Regions from separate parts of the Homo sapiens genome. Here all the other regions are linked to region 1. A link is a contact called in ENCODE Hi-C or POLR2A ChIA-PET data. All regions are on one chromosome and are shown on one strand. The core of a region is the stretch at or near the end of the contact, and the rest is flanking DNA. Distances in the headings are between cores, read along the strand shown. Region 1 overlaps DIP2A (disco interacting protein 2 homolog A). Region 2 holds the start of YBEY (ybeY metalloendoribonuclease). Region 3 overlaps PCNT (pericentrin).

The links. Hi-C counts contacts between places; a loop is a spot of excess contacts on that map. ChIA-PET counts read pairs that join two places held with the same protein, here RNA polymerase II (POLR2A). Pooled maps may share reads with other maps.
Region 2: a map with no recorded cell type shows a loop between it and region 1 (4-fold over the local background). The contact joins the promoter of YBEY here to the enhancer-like site in region 1. A Hi-C loop is called at or near these places in 1 of 168 maps with a recorded cell type or tissue (psoas muscle), 2 of 37 single-sample maps with no recorded cell type and 4 of 50 pooled maps. POLR2A ChIA-PET finds 5 or more read pairs at or near these places in 2 of 52 experiments (WTC11 and naive thymus-derived CD4-positive, alpha-beta T cell).
Region 3: a loop to region 1 is called in a pooled map, with 2.4 times the contacts of the local background. The contact joins two enhancer-like sites. A Hi-C loop is called at or near these places in 5 of 37 single-sample maps with no recorded cell type and 2 of 50 pooled maps.

Annotation. Positions count from the first base shown.
Region 1 is chr21:46,499,247-46,502,327 of GRCh38, forward strand. All of the region lies in intron 5 of DIP2A (disco interacting protein 2 homolog A), which reads left to right. Among named protein-coding and RNA genes, the nearest start is that of DIP2A-IT1, 38 kb to the left of the region's middle. RefSeq lists an enhancer at 1,186-1,325. Within about 2 kb of position 1,410, at least 2 of the 41 ENCODE cell types and tissues checked have a DNase peak (open chromatin) inside an H3K27ac peak, as active enhancers do.
Region 2 is chr21:46,284,759-46,287,839 of GRCh38, forward strand. YBEY (ybeY metalloendoribonuclease) reads left to right here and starts at 1,584. Exons shown (of 5, transcript NM_001314025.2): 1 at 1,584-1,657; 2 at 2,112-2,365. The coding sequence starts at 2,156. MCM3AP (minichromosome maintenance complex component 3 associated protein) reads right to left here and starts at 853. Exons shown (of 28, transcript NM_003906.5): 1 at 1-853. The coding sequence starts at 528. RefSeq lists silencers at 1,218-1,447, 1,798-1,907.
Region 3 is chr21:46,355,108-46,358,188 of GRCh38, forward strand. It overlaps PCNT (pericentrin), which reads left to right. Exons shown (of 47, transcript NM_006031.6): 12 at 345-519; 13 at 1,867-2,084. Among named protein-coding and RNA genes, the nearest start is that of PCNT, 32 kb to the left of the region's middle. RefSeq lists an enhancer at 1,716-1,795. Within about 2 kb of position 1,609, at least 3 of the 41 ENCODE cell types and tissues checked have a DNase peak (open chromatin) inside an H3K27ac peak, as active enhancers do.

The sequences.
Region 1 (3,081 bases), core at 160-2,659:
ATGGGGCATTTCTCATAGTCCCCCAGAAGGGTGTGGTGTTTCTCAGTGTCATAACACCTTCCTGCTCTTGAGGGGAAGCTGGTGCATGCAGTAGGTGCAGGGGTAGATGGTCAGCACACATCCATACCTGCTGGTGGCTGTGATCATCACCCTTGACCTGGCCGCCTCTCTGTTGTCTGTGCCTTTCCTCTTGGCTATGTGTTCACAGCTGCAGGCCCATTGGTTGTCTCTGTACCTGGCTGGAATTCTGAGGTTGGGGTAGAGGGCTTTCGCTCCTCCAGATACCAGGTTAGACAGCCTTTGGCCTGAAAAGGTGTCAGTCAGAGCTAATCATATGATGCATGGATCTTTCCCAAATCATGGAATCCTTTAAATTACATTCATCTTAGAGATGAAAAAAGTGTAAACCTTTCATCCTTTGAAATTCTATTTTTTAACTAAAACAGCAGCATAGTTAGCTGTATGTAGCTGGCATGTGAAACCCACATACACTCTTGCACAAGTACCTTAAAATACAATCAGTATTGTTGAAGACTCATCTTAATCCCCTCCTTTTTTTCCCAGATGAGGAAGGAAGAAAAAAAAGTCCAGCGATTGTAACTTGCTTGAGATCAGACAGCAGCCTTAAGTGGTGAAGCCAGGGCTGATACCAGTTTTCTTGATTCCTATTCATTTTCTTTGCTTTTTGTTGCTTTTCTGCCAAAACTGAAAGGTGACACCTGTGACACGCTGGTGTTTGTGCTGGGGTCCCCATGGGTGCCGAGCTCTTTTTTGTAAGACCTCGGTCATTTGGCTGGACTGGGGGCAAGTTGGGTATGTTGGGTGGCCCACAGCTTCTGTCTCATCATCCTCTGTAGTGTGCATCACTGTTGCTCTTCATGTTTTTGTTTGTTTGAGTCAGCACATCTCTTGTGTTTCCATTGAACATGTGTCCTTCTTCTGAGGCGTCCGTCTCAGATGAAAGCTCACAGTGCCCTGCTCTGTCTCCACACTGCTTCCAGCTCATAAAGGAACTGCCAAGACTACAAGGGTAGCAGCAGGCAGCATTTTCCACAGAGAAAGTTTCTCTTAGGAAAACAGCCTGCTCAGATTGTTTCTGTAGCTTTCCTGGGTGTTCCATGGCCAGAGGCTGCTGCCCACCTTTCCTCAAGGTGGTGTACAGTCCATATCTTGAAAACAGCTTTTGCACTGTTGTTTGCCTTCTCTGTTCATCGTTGGTGATTTAACTTTGTAGAAATACATAGTTAACTCCAATTCTGAGGCAGGGGCAGGAAAACAGTAGTTTTAAATGTTCTGTTACCTCATTTCTTCTCCCAGAAGCTCCTTTCTAGGTGAGATGGTGCAGGAGAGCAAACAAAACATTTGTAGTTTGAGTTTATTAGCCATTGCTGAGTCATCTCAACACTGTTTCCGGGTGGGTTAGAAATAAAAGCTTATTCAGCATGAAAAATTAGCCACAGTTCAGAATGTTTAACCGTACAGCCCTCAACTTTCCAGTGATTGTGGGGTGTCTTTAAGCAAAGCATTGAACTCTAATGTGTGTTTGAATTAGATGTTTTCATTCTCTGAAAAGGACTTGGCTGCAATTATTTATAATGTAGGTTTATTACCTATGTTGGTGGAAGACAGCTCCTGACTCCTGCAGATGCAGCTGTAATCATCTCTTCCTTTCTTGTTAGTCCTAGCATCAACATTTTGTGATCAATTCTAATACATTTAAAAAAAATTCTTAACTTGGACTTGATTTAATACTTTGCTTACAGGATTGCAATTTTCTACAGATTGTAGCTACCCACATCCTAAATGTTGGACATAGTTAATTTGAATTTCTAAATCTCAAAAATACTCAACTTCCCTCTTATGACAGAAATCATCCTTTGTTTTAGTTTCTAACACTAGATGTGTCTTCAATTTAAACTAAGGAAAGAAACATGAAAAGAGGAAGAATATATTAAGTAAAAAATTCGAGGTAGAACATATCAGGTAAAGATAATTTTTAAAAATATATCACTTTCAGTTTTGGATTAAGGAAATCAAATACATTAAGCCTTTTTTATACAAATGTAAATACCTATTTTTAAAAGCAGTACTTTTAATTATAGTAGCTTCTTTTAATTATAGTAGCTTATTTTTATTTTGAATGTAGTTTATGTTTATTTTTATGCAGCTTTTTTTTTTATTTTTCCACCTAGAGACAGGGTCTTGCTCTGTCACCCACGCTGGAGTACAGTGGCATGATCATAGGTCACTGCAGCCTTGAACTCCTGGGCTTAAGAAATTCTCCCACCTTAGCCTCCTGAGCAGCTGGGACTATAGGCAAATGCCAGCATGCCTAGCTAATTTTTAAAAATTTTTTGGAAAGATGGAGTTTTTACTGTGTTGCCCAGACTGGGCTTGAACTCCTGGGCTCAAGTGATCCTCATGCCTTGGCCTTTCAAAATGTTAGGATTATAGGAATGAGCCACTGCTCCCAGCCATTATATAGCTGTTTTAAAAAACTACTTGTAGTACATGTATGTATACCATGTATACCTTTTTTTCCATATATACTTTTAAAATCATTTATTCTTTTTGCTAGATTTGGAAGAGTGGGGAAATTTCTTTTTAAACTAAAAGAACCTCCTGATAGACATACTTTAAAATGCTAATTTGATCAGCATCAGGCTTTTTCAAGGGTTGTGAAAAATCTTAACGGTTTAGATTTTTTCAAAAGGTATATTCTGCTATGCAGACAGTGAGTTTGTGCTTTCATATACTTCAGCTTTCTACAAACCTAGTAAAAAGTTACTGCTTTACATTGTACCTAGGAGTACCACAGTGATACTAACAGGTACCTTCATTAAAATATTAAACATTACCAGTTGTCTCTACCTAACATAGACTAGTGTTTATTTATTTATTTTTTTGGAGATAAGATCTCACTCTGTGGCCCGGGCTAGAGTGCAGCGGTATGGTCCTAGCTCACTGTAACCTGGAACTTCTGGGCTCCAGTGGTCCTTTCACCTCAGCCTCCTAAGTAGCTGGGACCACAGGTGTCCACCACCATGCCCAGCTAATTTTTTTTTTTAAGAGATGGGAGCT
Region 2 (3,081 bases), core at 334-2,833, 210 kb before region 1:
AAAAAACCCAGAAGCAATTTGGCTCTGGGTTTTCTCTGGCTCAGATTCAGCCCCCAGTATTGGTTTGAACACTGCATTTTCCAGAGGTTTAAAGCTGAATTCTGTTTTCCCAAAACCAGAGTTCACTATTTCTCCAGCTTCTTGTCCAAAAGCAGAAGTGCTTGGGAAAGCCCCAACACTGGTGGGTGATTTAAAACTAAATCCTGTGTTTCCCAGCACAGATGAACTTGAAGGCCCAGAGGTAGCCACAAAGGTGGAAGTGTGCTCAAGTCCAGAAAAGGGTCCAACACTTGAGGTTTGGGTGAACCCTAATGTTTGCACTGAAGAGGAATGACTTACTCCAGAAGACGCTGGAAAGCTGGATACCTGTGAAAATCCCGAGCTCTTCCCAGATAAGGTACTGTTTTGTCCAAAAAGAGAAGGTTGACCAAATCGAAATGGCGGCTTAGATGGAAGTGTTCCTACATTACTAGAAGACGCCGAAAAAGCACTAGGCTGCTGCCCACTGAAAGGATTAGTTGGGTTCATCTTCTGCTCCAATTATTAGAAGGTAATTAAGTATTATGTGTACAAAATTAATTGGCTTCCTGAAACAGCCTGTAGCACTAGGGAGTTCCCCTTCGTCTTTAGAACAAGCTGAAAGAGAAAAATTCAGATCATCATAGCTATGTTCTGCTACAAGTCTAAGAAAAGAATTTTTGAACACTGTCATACTAAAAGGATAACTATTTCAAAGGCAGGCAAAGGGTTATTATTTTCTGAGAGCCGATAGGTTATTTTGTTGGAGGGTGGGGTAGAGAGTGGTACAAATAATTACTTTGTTACAGAGGTTTAAAGCGTGATCCTTTAAGATTAAAAAAAAAAAAGCCGAATCTTTTTACTGAGTTAGTAAATTCATGAAAAACCTCCATTGGCAGTAAGAAAATGAATGCTGTTCCACCTTACAACTTAGAGACGAATTTCTCCCGACTTCCTCCAATCTCTACAGCCGGAGAATTCACTGTAACGCTGTCAAAACCTTAGCGTTTCGGGATCTCCTCCCACCTGGCTTCCCTCGGAGCGGCTGGAGCGCTAAGCACTTTCTCACATTCCTTCATCGCGCCCTGGCGGCCACCCTCGAGCGGGCTGGAAGGACGAGGGCGCTGCCACGAAGCTGAGGCCTCTCGGCGGGGACGGCGTGCCCGGGGAGCCTAATCTTCCACCCAGCACAGCCCGAAACGGCGGAGGCCACGCGCTGGGCCCAGGCCGGCCTGGCCACTGTCCCGCCCCGGGCTCGCCAGGGGTCGCCGGCGCCGCAACGCTCCGTTAGCGACGATGTGGAGGCCCGGGCGCGCGGAGCTGCGTGGGGGAAGGAAACGGCGCCCCTGGCGCCGGCCCAGCCCCCACGCTCACCGTCTCGCCCCAGGACCCCGAGGCCCGCGCTGCCCACTGGCCCCTCGGAAAGACTTGAGGCGCAAGCACAGGCTGCTGCCGCGACACTCAGCGCTGCGCACCGCGGGCAGAAAACGCCGCGGACCGACTTCCGGTTCGCTCAGCACTACCGGATTCCGCCCCGCCCGCTGCGATCCGGTTCCGCTCCCCACAACCCGCTCTGTGGCGGGGCTTCCGGTCGGGAGGGTCCGCCCGCTCTCGCGTCCTTTGCTGGGTCCAGACACCGGTACGTCCGGGCGGGTTTTTAGTCTCCCAAGCGAGAGCGTCGCATTCACCCGCGTGGGTCTGCGGGCGCCCCAGACCCCAGAGGACCCGGCCCCCAACGCTTACCTGTCCCCTCTCCTGTCCCTCCCCCATTCCAGCCCCTTCTCTCCCCAGCCGTTGCCCCTCCCCGCACCCCGCCGCGTCCGCGCGCCTCTCTCCGCGCGCACCCCCAACCCGCCCCCTTTTCTCTGGGAACCGCTCCTTCCGCTCCGCCCGCCTGGAGTCCTTCTGGCCGGATTCCGCGGCATCCTTCCATAGACCCTCGTTGTTGCTTCCTCCTTGTGGTAAATGTAAATTCCCTTAAGATTTTCAATCAGTTCCACCAAATAAAGTGATCTGATTGCGCGTGCATCTGTATTTTTACAGACCGTATTATCACTTGTACTGATTGGTCTTCTCTTACACTTTAACCCCAGGTTCCGTTGCAAACATTTTTAAAGGGCTGGTTATTCTTCCTGAAATGAGTTTGGTGATTAGAAATCTGCAGCGAGTCATCCCCATCAGGAGAGCGCCACTTCGCAGTAAGATCGAGATTGTAAGGAGGATTTTAGGAGTGCAGAAATTTGACCTGGGGATCATCTGTGTTGACAACAAGAATATTCAGCACATTAATAGAATCTACAGAGATAGAAATGTCCCAACCGATGTGCTTTCTTTTCCATTTCATGAGGTAAAAAAAAAATGTTCCTCTTCTTGTCTAGCCCATCTTCCCAGAGTAAATTTCCTGTCGTTTTGTTTTGTTTTGTTTTGTTTTTTAATTGAGACGGAGTCTTGCTCTGTCACCCAGGCTGGAGTGCAGTGGTGCGATCTCGGCTCACTGCAACCTCCCTTCCTGGTTCAAGTGATTCTTTTGCCTCAGCCTCCCCAGTAGGTGGGACCACAGATGCTGGCCACCACGCCTGGCTAATTTTTTTTTGTCAGTATTTTTAGTAGAGACGGGGGTTTTACCATGTTGGCCAGGCTGCTCCTGAACTGATCTCAGGTGATCTGCCTGCCTCGGGCTTCCCAGAGTGTTGGGATTACAGGCGTGAGCCAGAGCACCCGGCCTAAATTTCATGTATTAATTATATTATAGGCTAGGCTCCATGGTGCCTATAAGTATATATGTTACAGACATGATTTTTAATTTTAATTTTGAAAATTTTCAAATATACACAAAAGTAGAGAGAGCAGTATATTCAGCCTCCACTGATCGAGGCCCATCACCCAGAGTCTACAATTACACTGGTAACCCAGCAGGAAAAAGAAAGGTGACAGCCGAGCGCGATGGCTCATACCCATAATCCCAGCACTTTGGGAGCCCGAGGCGGGTGGTTCACCTGAGGTCAGGAGTTCGAGATCAGCCTGGCCAACATGGTGAAACCCTGCCTCTACTAAAAACACAAA
Region 3 (3,081 bases), core at 359-2,858, 140 kb before region 1:
GGGGAGACGCGAGGGGCACGTGCCCTACCGACCTTGCTGCTGAGAGAATTGAGGAGAGGTCTGCCCGGTCCAGGGCCCTGCCGCCCTGAGGAGCACCAGTCCCTGTCAGTGCCACCAATTCTTGTATGTCTTCCGGAGGCCTGACTGAGAGACGGGTGTGGGCGGGAGAGCATGTGAGCACGCCAGTGGGCTGGCGGGGTTCACCAGGGCGCAGCGTGTGGTCTCATGAACCTAGTGAGGTTTGAGTTTTCTTTGTGCATAGCAGGAAACACCTTTGAGGGTTATAGCTGCGAGCGAGGTAGCTTGGCTCACTAACGTGCTTGTCCCACGTGGTTTCTCTGTAGGAGAGCCTGCCACGCTTCCAGGCGGAGTTAGAAGAAAGCCACAGGCACCAGCTGGAAGCGCTGGAGTCTCCCCTCTGCATCCAGCACGAGGGGCATGTCTCAGACAGATGCTGCGTAGAGACTTCAGCATTGGGACACGAGTGGCGTCTGGAACCCTCTGAAGGGCACAGCCAAGGTGGGCCCCTCCCGCCTCGCCATGGTGTCGGCAGGTCCCGGGTCTGGGGGACGTTCTCGGGGAGCCTGGGTGCCTGGGTTCGATCCAAGTCCTCCGTGAAGCAGCTGAGTGCTCCGACCTCTTCTTCTGGGGCTGACACCTCAACAGAGTGTGTCCTGATGAGGGTTTGGCGTTAGAGGCGGGGTCACTGGCTGGGCAGGAGTGCGTGTCCTGGGCCAGCGCCCCAGCAGGGCAGGTCTGACCTGGGCAGCCACCCTGGGGGTCATGGGGATTGCTGGATGGACATGGTGACCATTCACCTCTGGAGGGAGAATGTGTGTCCACTGGGCCCAGGGGAGGCTTTTCCAGGATCCTGCTCTGCTCCCAGCAGGCCCAGGTACCCCAGCTCGCCTAGTCAGACTAAGGTTGTGGGATGTCCAGGCAGGGCACGGGGCACAGGGCTGTGGGGTCAGAAGGTGACGGAGAGGAAACTGCAGTCATCCCAGAGTCGCGGTCCCATGGCGCCGGACAGTGGCCACTGACGGGTTCCAGGAGGGGCAGGCGGCCCTGGCCACTGGCGTGGACTGTGCTGATGGTGGGGCTGCCGTCCATGGTGGGGGTGAGGGGCTGAGGCCGCGGGTCCTGCTGGGAGGTGTGTGGTCTGACTCCATTCTGGGCTGTGGCCAAGTTGAGAGAAGCCTGGGCCTGCCTGGGCCTCCTTCAAGCTGGGGGTGGTGCAGCGGCGCCTGCATCTGGTCCTCACTCCTGCCTGCCCTGCACCACAATTGTCCCCACAGCCACCCCTTGATGCCCATGGTCGTTGGCACCACTGGTGCCTGGCCAGCACCTAGTCCCTTCTGCTTTTTTCCTCTTCTGCAGAAGAAGAGATGGGCCAGTGGGGGTAGCGTGCCTGGGCACAGAACAGCAGGGGGAGGTGCTGGGACAGGAACCCTGGCAGGCCCCTGAGCTCAGGCCCTGTCCTTGTGGCTGCCTCATAGACCCTGGGTGACACATGTGTGCCCACATCTGGTCACAGGCATGAGGCTCACTCAGGAACTCATGGAGGGTCACATGTCACACCTGACCTGAAGGAGTAGCCTGGGCGGGTCGTGTGGCTGTCGTGTGGGCCCAGGACATCCCTGTGACTCGGGACGGCACTGTGCTGGGGCAGCATGGAGGTGTCCCGAAAGGGAGGGGAGACTTGAGAGAGCCATGCCTGCTTTCATCACTGAGTCAGCACAGAGCTTGAAAATCCACAGTGTCTGCTGTCAGAAGCATTTATAGGTTGCCGTTCTGCCTGTGCGGACTGTGGGCTCCATCGAGGGCCGGCACCGGCCTGACTGTCTTCCCTGCTCCTTTTCCACACAGAGCTTCCCTGGGTGCATCTCCAGGGTGTGCAGGACGGGGACTTGGAGGCCGACACAGAGCGGGCAGCCAGAGTCTTGGGTCTGGAAACTGAGCACAAGGTGCAACTTTCGCTTCTTCAGACTGAGCTCAAAGAAGAAATTGAACTCCTAAAAATAGAAAATAGAAATTTGTATGGGAAGTTGCAGCATGAAACTCGTCTGAAGGACGATTTGGAGAAGGTGAGTCGTGACTCCACAGCCCAGCGCCTCCCGCCCGAGTCCTTGCTCTCTTCCACCTGGAAGGCTTGTGTCCTTGTGTATGGAGGGGCATCCTGGGGACAGCCCAGTGCTGTACATGGCACATTTGTAAGGGCGACAGTCCCGTAAATTCTTGAAACTATTCCTGGCAATGCCAGTAGTGGGTGGCGGTTGGATAGAATCTTGTCAGGGTCAGCACCGGGGCGAAAGTGAAGTTCTGAGTGAAGATTTCTTTTTGTTTTGTTTTGTTTTGAGACAGTCTCATTCTGTTGCCCAGGCTGGAGTGCAGTGGCATGGTCTCAGCTCACTGCAACCTCTGCTTCCTGATTTCAAGTGGTCCCCTGATAGCTGGGATTACAAACGTATGCCACCATGCCTGGCTAATTTTTGTATTTTTTTTGTAGAGACAGGGTTTCACCTTGTTGGCCAGGCAGGTGTCAAACGCCTGACCTCAAGTGATCTGCCTGCCTTGGCCTCCTACAGTGCTGGGATTACAGGTGTGAGCCACCACGCCCGGCCCTCTGAGTCAAGATTTCTTAGGGAAACTGTCCAGGTGTCCTAAGAGGGCTCTGGGAGGAGGCACAAGCCCGGGTGCCAAGCACGTGGCTGGCCTCTGATGCTCACCCCAAGTCTTAAATTGCGTCCGCGTTCCCCAGGCTCTTCCTGTGCTGTTTTGCACCTGTGGAAGAGGCACCCTCTGACTCCCTCGCCCTTTGCGAGTGTGAGGACACTGCCATGCTGTCATAAATGATGACAAAGCAACACGACAGCAGCCTCCACATGGCCCGATGGGCTTGGTTACAGCCAGGGCAGCTCAGGGTCCATCCCATGCTGGAGCAGTGGATTTCAAGTGAGCCGACAGGGCAGCTCAGGGTCCGTCCCATGCCGGAGCAGTGGAGTTAAAGTGAACCAACAGGGCAGCTCAGGCTCCGTCCCATGCGGGAGCAGTGGAGTTCAAGTGAACCGACGGGGCAGCTCA